2 separate regions of the Homo sapiens genome follow, and region 2 is linked to region 1. A link is a loop called in an ENCODE intact Hi-C map of the cell type or tissue named here. Cell type or tissue: PC-3. All regions are shown on one strand. Links, peaks and the distances in the headings refer to the core of each region. The heading gives the core; the rest is flanking DNA. Region 1 holds the start of LINC02302 (long intergenic non-protein coding RNA 2302). Region 2 has its middle 880 kb from the start of LINC02307.

Region 1 (9,417 bases), core at 566-8,565:
AAGAAAAATAAATCAAAGCACAAAGAAAGAAAACAAAAGTCATCTATTACCCTATCACCTAAAAAAGAAACTACTAACTTTTCGGTGTATTCTTCAGGCATATATAACAAAAGAATTAATTACAGTTAGTTGTAAAACATTTGTTTTATAATGCAATTCTTCTAAATAAAATGTGGTATATTGGTTATTTTTAGATGTTAAAAAATAAAGCAGAACTACCTGTCCAGAAACCCATTATGAGAGGTGACAGCATGCTGGCGGCCCTAGCAGCCCTCACTCGCTCTCGGCGCCTCCTCGGCCTTGGCGCCCACTCTGGCCGCGCTTGAGGAGCCCTTCAGCCCCCCGCTGCACTGTAGGATCCCCTTTCTGGGCTGGCCAAGGCCGGAGCCGGCTCCCACAGCTTGCCGGGAGGTGTGGAGGGAGAGGCGCAGGCGGGAACCCGGGCTGCGCGCTGCGCTTGCGAGCCAGCGCGAGTTCCGGGTGGGCGTGGGCTCGGCAGGCCCCCTGCTCGGAGCGGCCGGCCGGCCGCCCCGCCAGCCCCGGGCAGTGAGGGGCTTAGCACCTGGGCCAGCAGCTGCTGTGCTGGATTTCTGGGGTCTTAGCTGTCCCAGCGGGGCAGGGTTCCGGACCTGCACCCGGCCATGGCCATGCCTGAGCCTCCCCCTGCTCCCCCCGCTCCCCCCACCGCCTCCGCCTCCCCACCTCCCCCGCCCCCCCGCCTCCTCGCCCCCCGCCCCCCGCCCCGTACCCCGTCCCCGCCTCCCCGCTCCCCCGCCGCCGCCTCCCCGCCCTCCCGCCGCCCCCACCTCCCCGCTCCTGCGCCGGCCGGATCCTCCTCAAGAGCACTGGCCCCTGCTCCACGGTGCCCAGTCCCATTGACTCCCCAAGGGCTGAGGAGTGTGGGCTCACTGCGTGGGACTGGCAGGCAGCTCCACCTGCGCCCTGCTCGGGGATCCACTGGGTGAAGCCAGCTGGGCTCCTGAGTCTGGTGGGGACTTGGAGAATCTTTATGTCTAGCTAAGAGATTGTAAATACACCAATCAGCACTCTGTATATAGCTCAAGGTTTGTAAACACACCAGTCAGCACCCTGTATCTAGCTCAGGGTTTGTGGATGTACCAATGGACACTCTGTATCTAATTAATCTGGTGGGGAGAGGAGAAATTTTATGTCTAGCTAAGGGATTGTGAATGCACCAATCGGCACTCTGTATCTAGCTCAAGGTTTGTAAATGCACCAATCAGCACTCTGTGTCTAGCTCAGGGTTTGTAAATACACCAATTGACACTCTGTATCTAGCTAATCTAGTGGGGACTTGGTGAACTTTTGTGTCTAGCTCAGGGATTGTAAATGCACCAATCAGTAGCCTGTCAAAACGGACCAATCAGCTCTCTGTAAAACAGACCAATCGGCTCTCTGTAAAATGGACCAATCAGCCAGATGTGGGTGGGGCCAGATAAGAGAATAAAAGCAGGTTGCCCAAGCCAGCAATGGAAACCTGGGTCACCTTCCACACTGTGGAAGCTTTGTTCTTCCCTCGTTGCAATAAATCTTGCTACTGCTCACTCTTTGGGTCCACACTGCCTTTATGAGCTGTAACACTGGCTGCGAAGGTCTGCAGCTTCACTCCTGAAGCCAGTGAAACCATGAACCCACTGGGAGGAATGAACAACTCCAGACACGCCATCTTAAGAGATGTACCACTCACCATGAAGGTCTGCAGCTTCACTCCTGAGCCAGCGAGACCACGAACCCACCAGAAGGAACAAACTCCGGACACATCTGAACATCAGAAGGAACAAACTCCTGACACGCTGCCTTTAAGAACTGTAACACTCACCGCAAGGGTCCGCGGCTTCATTCTTGAAGTCAGTGAGACCGAGAACCCACCAATTCCGGACACAATTACAGGGTACATATCCAAAAGAAAATACACCATTCCACCAAAAAGACACATGTACTCCTACATTCATTGCAGCACTATTTACAATACTGAATGTAATGCAAAGACATGGAATCAACCTAGGTTCCCATCAACAGTAGATTAGATAAAGAAAATGTGGTATATATACACTATGGAACACTATGTAGCCATTAAAAAGAATGAAATCGTCCTTTACAGCAACATGAATGCATCTGGAGGCCATTATCCTCAGTGAATTAATGCAAGAACAGAAGTCAAGTACCACATGTTCTCAATTATAGGTGAGAGCTAAACATTGGGTTCTCATAGACATAAAGATGGCAATAATCCACAATGTGGACTACTAGAGTGGGGAGAGAGGGAAGGGGGCAAGGGTTGAAAAATTAACTATTGGGTACTATGCTCACTATCTGGGTGATGGAATCATTCATATCCCAAACCTCAACATCACACAATATACCCATATAACAAGCCTGAAAATGTACCCCTGAATCTAAAACAAAAGTTGAATTATTTTTTAAAAGGTTGATGGAAACACATACTATGAAAAAACTTCACATGGAGTTTGAATTTTTTTGCACCAAAATAAACTTATACCAACTTGTTATAACATGTATGAACAGGAGCTAGTTTGGGGCACTAAGAAGGATAAGACATCAGTTTGAACAGAGTTCTTATCAGAGCAACATGAATTCTGCTAAAATTAAAGCAAGAAAAGACATCAAATTTATGGTGAAGTTTGTGTGGAAAATAAGTGAAATCACTGATGCTTTATAAAAACTTTATGGGGATAATGCCCCTAAAGAAATCAGCAGTTTACAAATGGATAATTCATTTTAAAATGGGATGAGACCATGTTGAAGATAAAGCCCACAGTCACAGACCATCCATATCAATTTGTGAGAAAAGAATTAATCTTGTTCATGTCTTTTTTTTTTTTTTTTGAAACAAGTTCTCGCTCTGTCACCCAGGCTAAAGTGCAATGGTGTTATCCTACTCACTGCATCCTCAGTCTCCCAGGCTCAAGCAATCCTGCCACTTTAGCCTCCTGAGTAGCTGGGACTCCTGGCTGATTTTTGTTTGTTGGTTGGTTTAAGTAGAGATTAGATCTCCCTATGTTGCCCAGGCTCTTGTTTGTGTCTTAATTGAAGAGGACTGATGATGAAAAGCAGAAACGATAGCCTATGCTATAAACATTTCAACTGGTCCAGCTTATATAATTCTGACTAAAAAATTAAAGTTGAGCAAATTTTCTACTCGATTGGTGCCAAAACACCCAGATCAGCTTCAGACAATAGCAGAACTTTCAAAGGACATTTTAAATAAGTGAGATCAAGACCCTGAAGCATTTCTTGGAAGAACTGTAATGGTAGATGAAACATGGCTTTACCAGTACAATCCTGGAGACAAAACATAATCTAAGCAATGGCTACAAAGAGGTAGAAGTGATCCAGCCAAAGCAGAAACAAACAAGCCAAGAGCAAAGGTTATGGCAACAATTTTTAAGGTTGCTTAAGGTATTTTGTTGTTGACTTTCTGGAGGGCCAAAGAATGATAATATCTGCTTAGTATAAGAATGTTATAGAAAGTTAGCCAATAGTATAAGAATGTTATAGAAAGTTAGCCAAAGCTTTAGCAGAAAAACAGCCAAGAAATCTTCACCAGAGAGTTCTTCTCCACCATGACAATATTCCTGCTCATCCTTCTCATCAAGCAGGGTAATTTTGGAAGAGTTTTGATGGGAAATCACTAGGCATTCACCTTATAGTCTTGATTTGACTCTTTCTAATGTCTTTTTGTTTCATAATCCTAAAAAGTCTTAAATGGAATGCATTTTCCTTCAGTTAATAATGTAAAAAGACTGCATTGACGTGGTTAAATTCCTAGGACTCAGTTCTTTAGGGATGCTCTAAATGGCTGGTATCGTCACTTACAAAAGTATCTTGAACTTAATATAGCATATGTTGAGAAATACAGTTTATAATTTTTACTTTTATCTTTTAATTCTATTTTTCCATGAACTTTTTGAAATCTCTGCATATATATATTTTTTACAAAATTGGGATCCTACTGAAAATAGTTTTGCAAACTTAACCTTTTTTAAACTTAACAACATGTTATAAACTTTTTTATATCATTAAATATTCTACTAATTACTTTAGTAACTACATTTTATTTAGCCATTTTTTCCCCTCTACATTTTATTCCCTCAATTTGAAATTACAAGTGGTTTAATTTTTTCATTATTATAAATGTTGCTTTGATAAACATACAACTTGATAAATCTAAAACTGTTTTCTTGGGAAATATTTCTAGAAGCGAATTGTTATGTTAAATTATACCTTTTTTATGTTTTGATTCATATTGCCAGATTACCTTCTAGGAGGAACTTTTTAAAATGTTCTATGTTTTATTGAATTGACTGTGCCACTAGCTAGATTAGCAAAAAAAAATCATAGTCACCTAGAATCTTTCCATGGTTCATTCAATGGAGTTTTATGATCCTGGCCTCCATTATACCAAAGAGGCATCAGTTAGAGCTCCACCATCACTGCCTATAGCTACAGAGGTCACAATGAAGGAAAGTCTGTGCAAACATCTGTAACATCACCCACAACTTCCTTGAGGGGTCATTTAATTAACATCATCTCTTTGTGACTGGGCGGCAGTAAAAAAGAAAATAAAAGTGCCTACATTTTTTCAAAATGTTCAGAAATTAGGATTTCATATTTCAGGGAATTTTATACTAATAAGTCACAATATACAATTTATAGTCATAGTAATTCCTAAATGAGTTTCAAAATAACTATTTTATGCAGTTTTTAGCAAAGATTCGTCTTCCTTGTGATTAAAGGATGAGGCCACATAGTACTGTACTATAGTTAAAGGCAAAGTTAAGTTCAGCAATTGGCTTCATTGCATTTGAATCACTTTTTCATTACTTGCTGGTTCTGTAGTCCTGAGCAAATTATTTAACCTCTCTAAACCTCAATTTCTTCACATGTGAAATGTGAGTATTATTTTTTCTGCAGTTAGTCTAAGGAAGCATTAAATAAGAGGATCTGTGTAAAATACTTAGCGCCATGCCTCGCACACAGTGAGCATTCAATATGTCTTGATCGTTGTTATTGTTAAGCAAAAATTGCCTTTGGCTCTTTGAAACTTATTGCCCTTCATTCTTCATTTGCCTAATAAAATAATATACATTCTGTGCAGCCTGTGCAGAAGTAAGGTCTCTTTCAGCTCTGTGATGCTAAAAGAACTTTGGTGAGCTTCAGAAGCCAGCTAGTAAGAGTGCAGAGTGTTGATTAGTTAGTCATACAAAATCCTCTTGGGATCCTCTGGAGCCACAACCTCTGTGTTTCCAATGAAACAACACTGACATCTAGTGATAACAAAGATGAACTACATATTTTGGTCAGTATAAAAGCCTGTATTCTTGGCCCAATGAGTTATCCTATGGTTTTTAGGGAAAATGAGTTAAATCCTAGGTAGATTTATGCATATATTTTTAAGTTGGCTATATCTAATCCTTTGGTTGCTTGAACAACTGATGTCCATATTATCATATGTATCATATCAACCTTCACTTTTAATTGATTTATGTACCTTAAAAATGTGAAAAAGAGAAATGTGGTTGGAGAGAAATATTGAAGTATGTTCATTTCACTTTCAAGACAAGACTAAAAGTCTAGGAAAGTAATGCAAATTATTGCAACATGATATAGCAGGCATAAAATACATTAACGGGCCTTGAATATTATATATTAATTTCTGAACTTCATTTTACACAATTCTATAATGAAGATCACAGAATTGAAATGATCGTGTTAGATAAAATGTAACCAGTCAAGAGTTTTTCTGTTTTGCGTGTTTTTTATAACAAAAAGGAGTTGAAAAATTAATATTTCAGAAATGAGCTTACACATTCAATCATAAAACAAGCTTCAAGAGAATTTCTTTTTTTCGAGACAGAATCTTGCTCTGTTGCCCAGGCTGGAGTGCATTGGCACAATCTCAGCTCATTGCAACCTCCGCCTTCCAGGTTCAAGCGATTCTCCTGTCTCAGTCTCCAAAGTAGCTGGGATTACAGGTGTGCACAACCACACCCAGCTAATGTTTGTATTTTTAGTAGAGACGGGGTTTCACCATGTTGGCCAGGCTGGTCTCAAACTCCTGACCTCAGGTGAACTTTCTGCCTCAGCCTCCCAATTTGCTGGGATTACAGGTGTGAGCCACCACACCTGGCCCAATCAAGAGAATTTGTTACATGGAAGTTAAATAGTCACAGAAAATCCACAATTATCAGTCTATATTTACTGAAGCTGTGCTAGTACTGGTTTGCCATATGTTCAATGATTAAACCCTTTCAAGGAAACCTGAAGATTCAAATCAGCTGCATGACTTCAGAAGTAAATGCTAATAGCAGCAACTACATCATGAGAACAACATTGAGAGAGATCCCCTGAGTCAGCTGAACCATCTGTTTATCATCATCATTATTAATAGCATCTAACATTTGCAGAACATTTATTATGTATCACACTCTGCTAGGCTCTTCTAATTCTTAATTGTTCATTTATTCAACAAACAGACTGTCTGCAGTACTGCCAGATCATGTAATAACAATGGTGGTTCATGCCAGACAAAATCTCTATCCTTGTTGAGATTATAAGCTACTGGAGAAGACAGTAATAATTACAAAACGGAATAAAAACTATAAGCGTATGTTATGGACTGAATTGTATTCTCCCACTCCACTGCAAAAAAAAAAAAATTATATGTTGGAGCCTCCAGTATCTCAGAATGCAACTGTATTTGGGGATACAACGTTTAGAGAGGTAATTAAGTTAACGGAGGCCATTAGGATGGGCCCTAATACAATCTGACTATTGTCCTTATAAAAAGAGGAAATGTGGACAAAGAAACACCAGGGATGCATGCACACAAAGAAAAGATCATGCGAAGATGTAGCAAGAAGGCAGAGAGGCCTTAGGAAAAAGCAAACCTGCCGACACCTTGACCTTGGACTTCCAGCTTCTGAATTTTGAGAAGTAAATTTCAGATGCTTAAGCCACCTAGTCTGTGGTATTTTGTTATGGCAGACATAGCAAACTAATACACTGTGATAAAATGACAAAAGATGGTTCACAGAACTAGGAGCGCATATAAAAGAGCATTAGGCCTAATGAAAGCATTAAAGAAGAATGAACTCTGAAGAATGAGTAGAAGATAAGTCAGAAAGGGACAAGCAGTGTGTTTCAGGCTGAAGGGAGAGTTTATGCAGAGCCCTGTAGGAGGAGGAAACAGGGCGTATTTCCAGGAACTGAAGGAAAATCGATATGGCTGGAACACAGACTGTGAGGGGGAGCATGGTATGAAACAAAGCTGGAGGAGGAAGCAGACATGAAATCATGCAGATACTTGCAGACCAAGAGTTAAATATTTAGGTCTTTATCCTGAGAAAATTGGACGTCATTGGTGTGTTTTAAGCAGGAAATAATATATTTGAATTTTAAGAGCGTTTCAGCTGAAGTAGGGAGAACAGATTGGAGGGCAGCAAGAAAGTAAATGGGAGACCAGTTAGGAAGCTATTTCAGTTGTCTAGGGTAGAAAAGTGATATCCTAAACGAGGGTGATAGCAGTGAAGATGGAAAGATGCAGATATTTAAGAGTTTGACTTTTATAGTTTCCTCATACAAATGGAATCATGCAGCACTTGTCCTTCTGTGAGAGGATTATTTTGCTTGGCATAATATCCTCCAGGTTCATCTATGTTGTCATAAATTATAGAATTTCCTTTTTTAAGGATGAATAATATTCTATTACATATATATATATATACCACATTTCCTTTAACCATTCATCTATCAATAGCAGTTGGCCATATCTTGGCTATTGTGAATAATACTTCAAGGCACATGGGAGTGCAGATATCCCTTTGAGATACTGATTTCAATTCTTTTAAATATATTCCATAATACAATAGTGGATATCATGAGCTGGAGGGGTGGGTAAAATGAGGCACTGTTGTTCAATGGGGATAAAGTTTCAGTTTCGCTAGATGAATAAATTCTAGATATCTACTGTGCAACATAGTGCCTATAGTTAACAATAAGGTATCGTGCATGTCAAAATTTGTTAATAGGGTGGACCTTGTGTTATGTGCTCCTACCACACACACACACACACAAAGGAGCACAAGAAAAGTTTGGGAGGTGTTAGATATATCTAATACCTTGATTGTAGTGATGGTATCACAGATGTTTGCATATGTCCAAACTCATCAAATTGTATACATTAAACATGTGTAGTTGTCAATTATACTTCAATAAAGTTGTTTTTAAAAGAGAGACTTAAGAGATAAGGGTACAGAGACATGGCAATTGTTTGGTTATGTGGAGTGACAAAGAAAGTTCTTTCCAGATTTCTGCCTTGTAAAATGGATAAAAGTGCTACCATGGCCAGGCATGGTGGCTCCCGCCTGTAATCCCAGCACTTTGGGAGGCCGAGGTGGGTGGATCATTTGAGGTCAGGAGTTCAATACCAGCCTGGCCAACATGGTGAAACCCCGTCTCTGCTAAAAATACAAAAATTAGCTGGGCCTGGTCATGGGTGCCTGTAATCCCAGGTACTTGGGAGGCTGAGGCAGGAGAATTGCTTGAGCCTGGGAGGCTAAGGTGCAATGAGCTGAGATGGTGCCAGTACACTGTGGTCTGGACAACAGAGTGAGACCCTGTTGGAAGAAAAAGAAAGAAGGAAGGAAGGAAGGAGGGAAGGAAGGAAGGAAGGAAGGAAAGAAAGAAGGAAAGAAAGAAAGAAAGAAAAAGAAAGAAAGAAAGAAAGAAAGAAAGAAAGAAAGAAAGAAAGAGAAAGAAAGAGAAAGAAAGAAAAAGAAAGAAAGAAAGGAGGGAGGGAGGGAGGGAGGGGAAGGGGAGGGAAGAAGGAGAGAAGGAGGGAAGGAAGGAGAGAGGAAAGAAAAAGAAAGAAAGAGAAAAAGAGAGAAAGAAAGAAAGAGAAAGAGGAAGGAAAAAGAAGAACAAAAGAAAAAAACACTACTATAAGAGAGGGAAATAAATGAGAGTGAGATTTGGGGAAGAAAATATTTTAGCTCTATTTTGAATTCTTTTACTCTGATGTTGAGTCTGAATTTGCCTTTTAAGACCTTTAAGAAGAAATGTCAACAAGTTCATTAGACAAGTGTGAAGCCCAGATAAAAGACCTGGGCTACAGGTAAATTTGGGGTCATTCTCACATCAGTGGAAAATGAAGCCAAGGATATAAGTGAGAAGATCTAGGGGATAAATGCAAAGTGAGAAGAGGACAGCCGAGGACTAAGTCTTAGAAACTCCAAAGACAAAGGAATGAACAGAGAGGCAGGATGAAACGTAGGGGCGTGCAGTGTCACAGAGTCTGGGAAAGGGGGGAATTACCACCAAATTAGAATGCTGCTGAGACATTAGGATCAAGTTAGGAATACGTGAGAGTTGTTT
Region 2 (9,417 bases), core at 725-8,724, 1.3 Mb before region 1:
TATCCATCTGACAAAGGTCTAATATCCAGAGTCTACAAGGAACTTAAACCAATTTACAAGAAAAAAACAAACAACTGCATTAAGAAGTGAGCAAAGGACATGAACAGACAATTCTCAAAAAAAGGCATACATGTGGCCAACAAACAGATGAAAAAAAGCTCAACATCTCTGATCATTAGGTAAATGCAAATCAAAACTACAGTGATATACCATCTCACACCAGTCAGAATGGCTATTTCTGAAAAGTCAAAAACAACAGATTCTGGCAAGCTTTCAGAGAAAATGAAATGCTTTAACACTGTTGGTGGGAGTGTAAATTAATTCAACCATTGTGGAAGACACTGTGGCAATTCCTCAAAGACCTAAAGGCAGAAATACCATTTGACCTAGCAATACTATTATGGGCATATACTCACAGGAATATAAATAATTCTATTATAAAGATACATGCAAGTGTATATTCATGCAGTGCTATTCACAATAGCAAAGACATGGAATAAACCTAAATGCCCATAAATGATAGACTGGATATAGAAAATGTGGTACATATACATCATGGAATACTATGTGGCCATAAAAAGGAACGAGATCATGTCCTTTGCAGAGACATGGATGGAGTTGGAAGCCATTATCCTCAGCAAACTAATGCAGAAACAGATAAACACCATATGTTCTAATAATTGGGAGGTGAATGATAAAAACACATGGACGCATTGGAGGTAACAACACACACTGAGGCTTGTTGGAGTCCATGGGGGAGGGTTAGCATCAGGAAGAATAGCTAATGGATGTTGGGCTATCACCTAGGTGATAGGATGATCTGTGCAGCAAACGAATATGGCAAACATTTACCTATGTAACAAACCCGCACATCCTGCACGTGTACCCCCGAATTTAAAACAAAAGTTAAAGAAATATATAAATTATATAGACCTGTAGGTATTTTTCTGTAACCCCAATGATCAGATAAAGCAAGGACACAGTTTAAGTTCAAAAGTATAGAGCAAAAATTTGGATATTACTATATAGCACAGAAAAAATTTTCAATATTCTTGTTTCTAGTCTTCTTCCTCTCTCTACTAATAGCATTATATTGAGCAAAACCCATGCAGGAAAATTTTGAACAAACACTTCATAAAGGGAGATACTCAAATGGCCAATAAGCACATGAAAAATTTGATCAATATCATTAGTTACCAGAGATGAAAAGCTAAAACCATAATGATTTAACATTACACACAACCTGAATGATAATTTTAAAATATTGACGACACTGAATTGTGTTTGTAGAGCAACTGAAACACTCACAAACTGCTGATAGAAGCATATATCTACTTTGAAAATCAGTTTGATACCTTCTTCAAACTATGATACATGAGTTTTATTTATCAAAGATAAATAAAAACATGACCACAGAAAGCCTTAGACAAAGAATTTTCATAGTAGCTTTATTTGTAGCAAGCAAAATCTGCAAATACCCAACAATAGCTATTCATCATCAGGGAAACTGATAAACTATGACATATTTATAAAATATAATTTTACTAAGGAACAGAAAGGAAGAAACTATTGATCTGTGTAAAAATACAGATGCCAGGATTTTGCTGAGAGTCATTTTGGTGAAAAATAGAACAAAATATACTGTCTGATTCTATTTATAAGAAGCTCTGGATTAGACAATAGAAATCTATGATGATAGGAAAAATATCTGAGAGCAGGAAGTATGGAAACTTGACTGGAAGCTGCATAAGGAAACAATAAAAATTCTACATTTTGATAAGGGTGTGATTATATGGCCTTATTAATTTTTTAAAACCCACTGAACTATAGAATTATCTATGTATTTTATCATATTTATATATCAATAAGATGAATTACTGAAAAAACCCGCAAGTCAGCAGCTTAAAATATACATCATTTTTAATTAAAATAAACAAATTGAACTACTATTAGATTCGGTTTGGGCTCTAAATTGATATTAATCCTTGGAGACTTTCTTGGCCATTATTAAATTGACTAGCATGGTTGTAACTATGAATTGTGAGTCCACATTGCTTTCTCATCCCTTATAGGTGGCATCACTTCTTCATCCCTTTTAAGAGCCATCATTTCTTAAAAGGAAGTCCTCCAATAAACAGGATAAGGGAGTAGACATTCTCCATGTTCACAAATACATCAGCACAAATCCAATTTCATTAACCTTATCCTTTTCTGTATTCAGAATGTTCAAGCAATTAAATATTGAAAATATTTATAAACGATGATTTATTTGAACGATTGCAATGACAGGGTTAGTTAGACAAGCTATGAGGTGTCATTTCTATTTAAAGCCTGTCCATGATGTTATAAGATTATGTACCCATCAGTCCACCAAGTTTTCTGTAGTATAATCAACAAGTAATTTATAATATATCTTATAATTTATTTTATCAGTGTATTTTATTTTTCTCCAACTTTATATGATAATTATATCATTCCCTTAAATATTATTTTATAACTATTAAACTTACATATCACCTAAAAGGGATAGAATGTTATAGACATCAGGTTATTCGGTAATTATTAAATGTGTCAGTTTAAATGTAAGTGGTTAGTTCATAAAAACATACATATGTAGCAGTCTGATTACTGAGAGATATAATTATTATATTTTATATACGTGTAGGAAATGTTAATCCAGAAAGTGTGGTTTTTAAAATGATACCTGGGAGCCAAGAACTGGGTTTTAGATTTTGTTATATGGAAGATAAACTTAAAGATGAAAATCTGCTATATTTCAAGTGATGCATAAGGCCACTTCCAAATTGCAAATTAAAAATGGCATCAGAAAGCAACTCCCTGAAGCAAAATGATCTGAAATCCATGATAGCAAAAGTAACAGGTTTCTTCTGTCTGTCAGTAAATTCATAACAAAGGCATGGGAAGGCAAACTAATCACAGCAGAGCTAAACTACAGGATAATTTGTTCTTACAGGAACTTGATTTAACATTTTACCATTTTCCAAAGAGCATGATTCAGAATGGTCATATTTCAAGTTCTAGGAGAGTCCATGAGGTATCTTTATCTCTTAACACATACAATGATATACATTCTTTCTTTGTCATTATTATTTTTGTTTCTAGCTAGAAATATAGTGTTTGTATCTAAAAGCTTCTATCAGTCCACAACATGTAAAGTAAAACTCTTACTTTTATCTGCTCTTAAGGTATTCCTGTTGGCAGTTGTAGTTTAACGTATGTTTCTAGTTTGTACTGGGAATTTTTAATAAAACATAAAATGATATTTCATACACATAAAATACATATGTATGTATGCTGATACAAGTACACATTAATATGTATATTTCAAAATATGTGTTGATTTGTACACTGAGGAGGGACCTATTTTTGTCTCTGCATGAAAAACATAATGATGTGCTTAAGGATTGTGGAAGAGGAGACTGGAGAGGAGCGGAGGGGAGGGGAGGGGAGAGGAGAGGAGGAGAGGAGAGGAGAGGAGAGGAGATTATTTATGAAGAGCCAAGATGCCTTCCTACAGGGCAAGAACAAAAACCTCATTACCTTTCTCCTGAAATTTGCATCTATTTAAACACCTGAGGGTCAACCGCAAAGCTCAGTAGAAAAAATGAGTCCCCTGACATAAAATCAAGATATAAAGATAAAAGAAATAAAACCCACGGACTTGTTCCTAAGAGACAGGCTAACAGTTGTGACTATAAATTTATATCTACAATGTGGTTGACACTGGAATCTAGCAGAGTCAAACCTTCCTGTGAGAATTTAGACTTAAATGTCATCTAGTTTGAAATGTAAGCCCAGGTTTTGTATAAAAGATTCTAGGCTGATCCTACCACTATATGGGTGGTAGGAAGAATTTTTTTCTTAAATTTTGCACTTTGAAACACTGTAAAGGTACTAAACATTTACAGTTGGAAAAAACTCAAACTCAAAATTTGAGTTGTTTTCCAAGCTCAAAGGTGGGACTAAGAGTGACTGATTTTGTGGATAAGACTCAGAATTCAGTTGTCTTCATGAATCATGATAGGAAGGGGAAAACCAGGAGGATAGGACAACATTATAGGATAAGTGAGACTGTGAATCAAGATGTGTAATTCTAGTTAAAAACAAAAACAAACAAAACCAACACAAAACCTGCAAACAAAAAAGCAAAAAAAAATGTGACTATCTTTTGGAGTGCAAACTGGCATAGTAGGATACATAATACTGATAAATTAACAGAAGCTTCCTAAATTCCTGAAGTATATATGCAATGCATATAATCTATCTTATCCAACAGGTGGCTCCAAAGACTCATTTGACTTTTCTTGTAATGCAAAAAAATCTGAGTATGGAGCATTGTAAACTTTAATATACTTGACAACCAAGCCCTGAGTTTAATAAAGGGCATGAGATAACCAAATAAAGAAAAGCTTCCTTTCTGGAATCAGATGCTGTTACTGGAGTGTGAGTGGCAATAATAATTATCACTAGTCAGCTGAAATCACAGAAGTTTATGTTCCACAATAATGCAAAATAAAGAAGAAGTTAAAGATGAGTTTTAAAAGTTAACCTCAAAGTCACTGGAGATGAATAAGCTGTTACACTTAATTAAAAAAAAAAAAAAAAACCCTTGCCATAAAGTGCCTATGTTCCTTTAGCTACATGATATGTGTGTTAATTAATAATCAAAGTTCAGCCTGAAGGAAATTTGGTACAGTAATTTGTTAAAGTAAAAGTGAATTTGAAATGTGCTATCAATTCTAATTGAGTTATAAAAAAAAATCCCCAGGAAGAAGATTTTTTTTAAATAGTTTTAAGTTAAAACAAAAAAAACTTTCAAAAAGGAAGTAACACTGACTGGGGAATAGTTTTATGAAACATATTCTAGAACTTTAGTTTTCTAAGATATTGTGATCAACATAAAACGATGTTTTTCAGGAAAATCATTATCAGTTAATGGCAGATAATGGCATAATGTAGGCTAAAATCAGGTGAAGAGTGATAGCATCAGGATTTACTCATCTGAACGGTTTCTCTTTCCCTCAAGGGTCAGATAAATTGGACTAACTTCTGAAACACAGTATTATCTGAAATGCTATCAGCAGTTACCTTTGTATAGATAATTCAACTGCATAAGAATTATTTTGTACTTATACTGTGTTCAGGATTATCTCAAGTGATATAATGAGGAGTAAAAAAAGTATACAATTTTGTCCATTCAAGAAGATTATATTCTTCTTGAGAAAAAGCAGCGTGCAAATATAAAGCCAGTAGCTAATGATAGAAAAATATGTCATGTTTCTAAATTGTTGGTTCAAATTGTTAGAGTAGGTTACAGTATTTGCTGCTCTCATTGTCAATAAGTAAGACAGACGTTGGTCTGAAAAAATGGAAATTATTCAAATGCTAGAAGAGTAGGGCATATGAGAAATAGTGGATAAAAACATTCATCACAAAGAAGAAAATGAATAAATTATGTAAAATAATTCCCCTGGCCTGATGAACTTCTTTCACTGGGAAAAATGAGAATGCACTTTTGAAAGGGAATTTTTTAAATTCTTTAAAAGCCAATTTCAGCAGCTTCTCCAATAGAGTAGCTTCTGAAAAAGTACATGGCCATAAAATAGGAGTAATTTAGGTATTTTCAACCTGTCTGGATATTACTTTAAAGCTAAAGATTCTGTATAGCTAGGTACCCTAATGAACCTTGTAATAATGAACCTATTCCTCTTTCTGTGCAATCCCTTCCCACATCAAATAGGGTTGACCTATATAACAAATAGAGCATTGCAAAAATGACAATGTGTGATTCTGAGACCAGGTAATCCAAGGCATTGTGGCTACTTTATGCTCTAAGGAATCACTCTCTGTGGGATATCATGAGGATACTCAAGCAGTCTTTTGGAAAGGCCCGTGTAATGTGAAAATGTCACTGTGTGTCAAGAGCCAGCAAGGAACTGGGCCTTCCTCTTAGCTATTTGTGAAAACCTTCTAGAGAATGGTTCTACAGTCTAGTCCAGACCTCAATTGACTGCAGCTCCAGTTGACATCTGTGCTACATCCTTATGAAAGAACCTGAGATAGAATCACCCAGCTAAGTCATTTCCAAGTACCGTACCCTCAGAAATTATGAAATAGTAAATGTGTAATTGTTTAAGTTGCTAGTTGTGGGTAATTTGTTATGCAGCAGTAGATAACAAATACAAAAGCCTTACTCTTAAGTAGTAGTGGTAAATGAATGCAAAAAGAAAATAAGAAACTTCCAACACTCTATGTTTAGTCTACTAAATATTCTAAATGCTTTCTGACAATCAAATAATTTTTCCTTATTAAAATATTGATTCTAAAGCCTGATGAATTTAGACATGTGAATACACATGTTAATTATACATCTTCTCTAATTAATACAAATATTTCCCCTGTATAGGTTCAATTAGGAGATTAAATATGGAGTTATTAAGAATTATCTATCATCAAAATTAAAGATGTCAATGAGCCATTATCAGTATGATCAGCATATTCCAAGAGCATCTGAGCGAGTCGTTTATACTATTTTGACTAAGTTAAACTTTGTTGATCTTAGGTAAATGATAACCTGATGTTCTAAAAATCTCTAATACTGAACTAGCTTCATTGTTACCTTTGGAAAAATATGACTCTTCTTTATTTTGAGACAGAGTAATGTGCTGCTTGAGCAGGTGTTGAATTCTGGAGGGGATGAAAATATGCTTAACTCAGAAATTATTTTACTTATTAAAATTCCCTTTCACTGACATTTATTGTAGTTTTGTCAGAATAACTTCAGTGCTGACAAGTTTTAAATAGCATGGAATCTGCTATTAGAGGATTTGGAAATTCTGAATAGAAAATTAAAACATTGCAAGTTTTACCAGGAGTTTTCATGTTTTACTTCAAAGTCTTATTCGTTTAATCAACCTGATTCTCACTTGTGAGGGAGTTGAGCTGCTTTCAATTTTACATTAGTTTTGATTATGTGCTTTCAAGCAGAAGGATGATAAGAAGAGCAATAAAATAATCTTCCTCAAGTTGTGAAAGAATGGCCATTCTTCTTGGCCTGCACAGGAAAGAACACATCTCCCTAGGATGGATTAAGAGAGCTTTCAGCACCTTTTTTGCTAGGTCACAGCTTCTCACATTCTATATCAAAATAGGTTTCATTGTTTTGTTTTTTTTTTTTAGTAACTTCAGTCATATTCTTCTAGGTTATTTCACTTCTTTTCATAAGAGAAATTGAAAGTATCTAATATTTAAGAATCCATAATAGTCTGCCTTCCAAATGAAAGAGTGAACTTAATGGTGAGAACTCATCCCATCTTTATCTAATCTGAAGCACCAAGAGGTTCTCAAAAACATGCCTGGTTGCATAAGAGTGCATAAATTTAACAATTGGTGCTCAAGTATAAATGGAAATATTTGGGCCTGTAACTATTTAGAGTCATGAAAATAATTGGTCTATGTGTGTTTAACATACTTTTAAATAAGACATGTATGCAAGTGGATGATGGCATACATGTAACTCCTTTGGAATTTCCTATACATTTCAAAATGTTCATTCAATTTATGTATGTAACATGGATAAATGCACATAAAAGAATGTAGATGTAATACAAATGTTTCTAATTGCTTTTATATAGATTTAAGGAATGAAAGCAATATTAAATTAATTATCAATAAAGTATATTCAAATTTTCTTTTTAAAACTGTCTTAGATTTTATAAGAATCAATTGATTTGGCTGTGAGAAAAATATAAATCCCATAGGCATGCATAAAGTGGTGATTTTAGAAAAATAGCTAAGTGAATCAAGTCATTGTCTTACTTATATATGACAAGGAGAGAAGAACTTCAAAAAGAAACTGTAAATTGTACTGGAATACAACAGAATTTAATCAGAGATGAAAAAATGTAAATCATATTATCGTTACAAATTATAAACCAGTATATACTTTGTTACATCCTTGCTCAGTTTTTTTTATTTCAGTAAAACTTTCATGAAATTGTAATTTAATGTAATTGCATTCTACAATAACTAGAAAATGTGTGCAAGTTTTAAAGTTTTGTTGTATACTGGGTATATTTATGTGTATTCTTCAACAACAAATTCAGAGACTGCAATCAATAGAACTGAAATATAGGCTCACCTCAGCTCCACAAAATGAACAAGAGTACCATCTAATTGGCTATAGTTGAACAAGTAGGAGAACATGAGAAAGTGTTACAAGTGATATACTCTGTAAACAACTAATCACAGGGGCTAGTGAATGGTTTTATTTGTTACACCTATACTAAATGATGGGATGAAATGTTACATTACCTATATAGTTCAATCAGTTCACAGACATATTTAGAAAATAAATTTTTATATGTTAAATATTTTACCTAGTTGAAAAGGTGAGGGATGACGATACTGAGCTTTTAAATAGAAACAAAGTCAGTCACTATCAAAAGACAATTTCATCCCATAAAGCTAATTGCCAGAAAACCAAATACCACATGTTCTTACTTATAAGTCATAGCTAAACAATTAGCACATGAAATAAAGATGGAAATAATAGACCCTGGGGACTCCAAAATGGGGGAGACTAGAAGTAAGGTGGGAGTTGAAAAATTACCTAACAGATAACAGTGTTCACTATTTGGGTAAAGGATACACTAGAAACCCAATCCCCACAAGTACATAATATACCTATATAACAAACATGTACATATACCCCCTGAATCTAAAATAAAATAAAAATAAATTTAAAAAAACAAACAGGCTTACACTTGCCTTTTAGAGGTGTATATGTAAACTGGCATAATACAAACTGATGGAGAAAGAAACATTGTAATAACAAATTCACAATGTTTGCCTACAAAGGCCTTTCTTTGTTAAACTCTCATTCACTGAAACAAAACAATTTATAATGCATTTTTTATTGTTATCATTTTATTATTATTTAAATGGATGTATGTATTGTAGAAAGTTACCAAAAAAAAAAAAAAAACCCAAAACCTTGCTTATTTAACTTAAGGTTCTCTAACTTTCCACATCAATACATTTTCACTTACGATGCATTTTTAAGAAAGTATGCTTACATTTGCCTTTTATTGCTAGATATCTCTATTAGCCTATTACAGCCCAATGGAGAAAGAAAAATGTTCTAATGACGTCTAAAATTTCACTGAGAAGGCTGTTATGCTGTCAAATGCTTCCATTCATTAAAAAAAAAAAACAGCTTATGAGCCTGTAAGAAAGCAAATTTACATTTACCTTTCATTACTGGATTTGTCTGTTGGCCTATTAGCACCTAAAGAAAAAAGAAACATGTCCTAGTATGATATTCTCAATGTTTGTCTAAAGGAAAGAAAGAAAAAGAGAAAGAGAGAGGAGAAAGAAAGAGAAGGAGAGACAGAG

The links. Hi-C counts contacts between places; a loop is a spot of excess contacts. Peaks named below come from ENCODE experiments on the same cell type or tissue, not always from the same donor. Only the 100,000 strongest peaks of a DNase experiment are listed, where the experiment ranks them.
Region 2: it touches region 1 in a loop (9-fold over the local background); 5 of 110 quality-filtered maps call a loop at or near these places.

The regions. Positions count from the first base shown.
Region 1 is chr14:44,798,170-44,807,586 of GRCh38, forward strand. LINC02302 (long intergenic non-protein coding RNA 2302) reads right to left here and starts at 957. Exons shown (of 5, transcript NR_146457.1): 1 at 807-957. In PC-3, for the core only: CTCF peaks have their summits at 5,298 (motif pointing left) and 5,499; a DNase peak (open chromatin) is centred at 5,282; H3K4me3 peaks cover 92 bases.
Region 2 is chr14:43,499,415-43,508,831 of GRCh38, forward strand. No RefSeq gene overlaps it. Among named protein-coding and RNA genes, the nearest start is that of LINC02307, 880 kb to the right of the region's middle. In PC-3, for the core only: a CTCF peak has its summit at 4,305 (motif pointing right); no DNase peak of the experiment used is centred there; H3K27ac peaks cover 364 bases.